Linked DNA regions of Homo sapiens: region 2 is linked to region 1. Evidence: chromatin loops called from intact Hi-C (ENCODE). Cell type or tissue: IMR-90. All regions are shown on one strand.

Region 1 (2,500 bases):
CCCAAGGTAGACACTATTTTGTGCCTGTCACAGAGAGAGGGAGTGCAGGTTTGCAATGCTCACAGACAATTGATTGTCTGCCCTAATGTGTTTCATTTACATGTTTATAACGTCAATGGTGCTGGGGTGTCCACTGTACCATTCATTCCCGCATTCCCACAAGGGGGCAATTGTCTGAATGGCCAAGTCAGACACCTTTTTGATTGCTCTTTGGTTGTCTTTTCAGAGCAAAGAGATAAAGGAGGAAAATCTGTGATGCAGAAACACTAGTTGAAAATATACAGAATTAAATGTCACCACAAAAGCAGATGTTAACATAAGCCCAAATATGCTTTTTAGCCAAGATGTGAAGGTTGAAAAAAATAATTCAGAGCAGAGGGAAGGATGATTTAAACCAATAAATATAGCCCTATTCCCCCTCTTTACTTCTTTTCTGTCTTTAGCAATCAGAAGATGAAATGTAATTTTCCTTTTCATTTTTAAGCCTTGAAACATCCAGGCACCTCCTCATTATTTGTATGTTTGCTGTGATTTGTGAATTTTGTATATATTTACATAGCTCTGTTTATGCCAACAGCATCAGCTTACCACTTGGAAAATCTATTGAATGACTATTTGGGCTGTGGGGAGGGTAAACTTTTAAAAAGTAAGATCCAAGTATTTCTTCATCAAGCAGTTTTTAAAAGGAAAACGATAATAATCAGTAGGCTCCATGGAAGCCTTTGCCTTAATAGCTATGTGCCAAATACTTTTATCTTGTGTGACAGTCATGTCAGAGTGAAATCTCTCAGGAAAAGTGTAACTAGTAGTTACAAAGTAAATAAAGGATTTCATTTTAAGGTGTTCTGTAGTGTTTTTATGCTGTGTATGTGCATGTGTGTGTTTTGTCTTGTGTTTCCTCTGAGGAGGTAAGAAGAAAAGCCATCCATGCGTGTATCTTTTGGCTTTTCTCTTCTTTCCGTTCTCTCCTACATATTATGCATATATGTAGCCCACATGAATACACCTGTTTAAAAGAAAATCACAGTTCAGATGGTGCCTTGCTGGTTCATTTAGGAAACAACAGTTATTAGAAGTTGGTCTGATTTCGCGTGTGGTCCATGAAGACAGAAAATACCAACTCTTGTGTCATCTGGTGGGAGGCAAATGGGGGAAAAACTTTTATAATTTTGTAGTAAATTAGAGAGGGGAAAAAAACTGCCAGTCTGTGAAAAGATTTTTGCCTCTCCGGGAAGACACACACACACCCAGTAGCTGCACCGTTAGCTGAACCCCTGACACGGCGGTCTTTTGAATGCCTTAGGTATGATTTCACTTTCGCTCACATCAATGCTGACCTGAATGCCTTTCATATCTGATCCGCTGTGTCTCTCCCAGTAAACATCCCCTGAGGGGAGAACAAAGAAAGGAGCTCTTCTTCTTCTTAATCACAATTCAGCCCTTTCACCGCCGGCAGGCTCCATTTGCATTCTGCCACAGAAAGCCAAGATGAAAAGAAAGAGAGAGAGAAAGAGAGAGAGAGAGAGAGAGAGAGAGAGAGGCACAGGGTAGTAGCTGAGTAAAATAACTTAGGTGTTTGTGGCTGTTTGTTGGGCTTCCCCTAGTTACCAGCCTTATATAGCTGATGCTCCACCAGGCCCTGTCCCTCCTGACAGGCATATAGTGTTACAAGATGGCATGTCTGTACTATTCATGGCCACCCGCTCAACACTTGAGGTAAAAAGTGTCAGGAGGGGATCGAATTCTCCCCCAGAAGCCTGTTAGATTTGGGGTCAGGTGTGTGGACTTCCCGCCCTTAAGTGCTGCCTACGATTTGGCTTTAATAAGTCTGATTGTTTACCAGCGGACCAGAGAGGTGAGGGCCCTGGGGGTGGGAGGGACGGGCGAGCTGGAGACTGGGCCCCTGGTCTGGTTTCAGTGACGGGTCCTCACACCCAGCCTGAACACACTGATAAATCCTCAGGAAAACTGGAAAAGACTTTCCCATTTTTCCCCCTGACTTTTTATGATAATTCATATTTTCAAATGAAAGGGGAAAAAAGCCAAGAAGAAACTCTCAAATGAGCCAAAAAGGAAAAAAAAAATTCTCTGAAAAGAATTTTAGGGGGAAAAGTTGTGCTATTTTAAAAAGCTTTGAGGGCTGTAAAGTGCCACGTTTTTCACACCTTCTCCATACTTTTTTTTCAGATTTTTTTAGTATGTTTAACATTTGTGAGATGACAGCCTTTTTGTATCTCAAACTGGATGCTTCAGGATTTGTAGGGGAGGGGTTGGTGGTATTCACGTTCTCTTGTGAGAGAAAGTTTGTGCCTAAAGGCCTCCTTCCTGGGAACTGTTTAAACCCTCGCAGGCAGACCTGTCAGGTTTTACTGTGTTATTTGCCACCATTTTCAACATGCAAAAGTAACATGCAGTTAATGGTATTGGAATGAGACCACAGCAAGAGCAGAAACCTCTCGTGACAACTTTTCAGCGACATTATCTTGCTCCTAGACTGTCT
Region 2 (2,500 bases), 580 kb after region 1:
ATATTCCTATTTTGAAGCTTGTATTTTGTTAAAAGCCTCCCTCACACTGCCGTGATTTATCATTATTTATCTGAGTATACACACGTATGTATAGGAGAAAAGGAATGCTGATCCTTCCTGATTTCAGCAGTGCCGTTTTCCTTTCTATCCATGTGGTTTTAGCATAATTTTCTCCCTCTTTCTCACCAATAGAGATATTATAGTACGCAAAAGCAGGGCACACCTGTGACCAAATACAAGCAACATTAGCCTGGAGTGTTTGCGAATACTCCTTGTCATCTGTCGCTCAAGATTTCCCCCCTCAGATTTGAAATATTCCCCAAACTGGTTTAAAGGTGTGAGCGGGTGGGTTAACACGTGAGAGCAGTCCAAAAGTAAAGCGAGGTTGGGAGAGGGTGGCCTACATAAACCAACTCTTGGAAGGCTGAACAAGAACGCATGGGAAGTGCATTAAGAAGAGACTGTAAACAATGATAATCAGGGCTTTCAAAAATCATAAAACGGATTGAAATATCTGATTCATTATTTATTCATCACAGCGCAACTTTGCGAATCTGAGAATAGTGTTTGGAAACCAAGTGCCTTCTATTTAGTACATCAAATCAGCAGATGGGTCTCCCTTCCAAACTGCGGCTAAAGGGTTAAAGCTATAATTTTAGAAAAGAATCTTAGGAAATGACACTCAGATCTAATATATTTCCTTTTCTTTCTGGCAATAATATCCCCCAAAGAATAAATATATACTTATTGATATCATGATAATGTTTCTCATTCTGAGTACAAGTGTCAGACTGATTCCCGTTTGTGTAAGTGTTTTTAAAACTGCGAGGACACTTTCGCTACTCTGAAAGCTGACGAGCCAATGAAGGGGAGCTTCTTTTAACTCCATAATAGCAGGTTACATAGTAAATGAACACTGATGGTCAAATAGCCAATTATGGTATAAATATCCGTTGTTTACAGAGAGGTGTTAAATGAGCCTTGGAGTACAAGGGATTAGGCCGATCTATGCTACAATTTGTTCTTCAACCCATTATGTCTTCCCTTTAAAAGGCCAGTGCCATTGTAGGTAGTACGCACACAGAACATACTTCTCTATGTTGATTTTAGTTTGCTTTATTTCGATGCACACTGTTGTTTACTTTTTAAAATTTAAATAAATGTCAGCATTGTATAATTTCTATGTTAACAAAGCAGTGAGCAAAATCCCTTGTATGTTTATAAAATATTATTGTTTAATTCACATAGTTTAGAAATTCCAAATGTTGAGAATAGGAAGGAGGCCAAATACCATCTGTTTATAACTATGATGCATCGTAATATGTGTACTTTTAAAAGGAGTTTGGTCAATCATGCCACTATTTTATCTGCTCGGAATATGTTGGAGATTTAAAATGTAATTTACAGGATTACTTTTAGTGCGTTGCATCCAACTGTGAGTTGTAAAGAAATCGGTCTCTTCTGTTTTTCTCAAATTAATCATGTAACAGCCCCAATTAATGGGGGCTGTTAAACGTGTCGCTTTTTGCTTAGCTCCAGAATTCTTCTAACTTTGGCTCAGTCCACCTTCTTGATGCTGATAAAAACTCCAAGGACAAATGAAACAAAACACTCCTAGCTGTGTCTTTCTGCCAGGAGATAGTCACTAAGAATGGCAGGCAGGATATGGTAGCTAATAATTAGCTAACATCAGCCCTGAGAAATTACCTGTGAAATACCCTTTGGTACTGAATTGAAAAACATCTGACACTCCCTGTTTTAAAATAGTATTTTCTTGTCCCCGAGACTTCTGATTTAACTTACCTTTTATTTCAAAGGCATCTAATTGCATACCATGTAACAAAGGGAGTATACTTACTTGCAATAGATGAGCAGGTTTTTGTTTTTGTTTTTAGTTACAAACTCAAGTTATTCAGTTAGGAACTCTCCCTTGCTTTGCAAATCAGGGAATCTCAGCAACTGGGCCTTCAATTCCAGGCAGCCATAGTTTTAAATCCAGAGGTGGTTTTAGAGTGTCACACCATGGGGTCTCTTTTTCAAGAAGGAGGAAGTGAAGATGAGCTCAGATGTCTTGAAAAAGGTTTGAAAGCTGTGATAAAAACATTTATTAGCAAATGATGGTTGCTTGATTGATTTTTTAACAAGGTAGAATCAGTAAAAAGCTACATCTTGAAATGCTTTTATAAACACATGCAGAAATATGAAAACAAACTCCCAATAAACTGGGCATGTTCTGGATGTTTTACTTCTCAGTTGAGTGTTCAATGAAAAAATGGTGCTGTATAAAGTGGTTTCTCTGTACTATTTAGCAATATCTGTTTTCTCAAACATTTTAGTTTTAGCAGCTTCATCTAAAATTGTACCAACCTAGATTATGTACTCATACATAATTAAGAACATTAAGAATACCTTCTCTAAGTAAACAAACTGACCCATTATACTTTTTTTTTTTCAATCTAAATGTTATATTTTGAAAGTCTATTTGTTTTCTTTCTGGTCA

The links. Hi-C counts contacts between places; a loop is a spot of excess contacts. Peaks named below come from ENCODE experiments on the same cell type or tissue, not always from the same donor. Only the 100,000 strongest peaks of a DNase experiment are listed, where the experiment ranks them.
Region 2: it touches region 1 in a loop (4-fold over the local background); 20 of 110 quality-filtered maps call a loop at or near these places.

Annotation. Positions count from the first base shown.
Region 1 is chr2:144,509,728-144,512,227 of GRCh38, reverse strand. All of the region lies in intron 2 of ZEB2 (zinc finger E-box binding homeobox 2), which reads left to right. Among named protein-coding and RNA genes, the nearest start is that of ZEB2-AS1, 8.6 kb to the left of the region's middle. RefSeq lists enhancers at 1,224-1,273, 1,304-1,373, 1,021-1,936. In IMR-90, no CTCF peak of the experiment used is centred here; a DNase peak (open chromatin) is centred at 1,317; H3K4me3 peaks cover 872 bases; H3K27ac peaks cover 1,521 bases.
Region 2 is chr2:143,933,890-143,936,389 of GRCh38, reverse strand. No RefSeq gene overlaps it. Among named protein-coding and RNA genes, the nearest start is that of QTMAN-AS1, 1.9 kb to the left of the region's middle. In IMR-90, no CTCF peak of the experiment used is centred here; a DNase peak (open chromatin) is centred at 1,289; H3K4me3 peaks cover 282 bases; H3K27ac peaks cover 1,854 bases.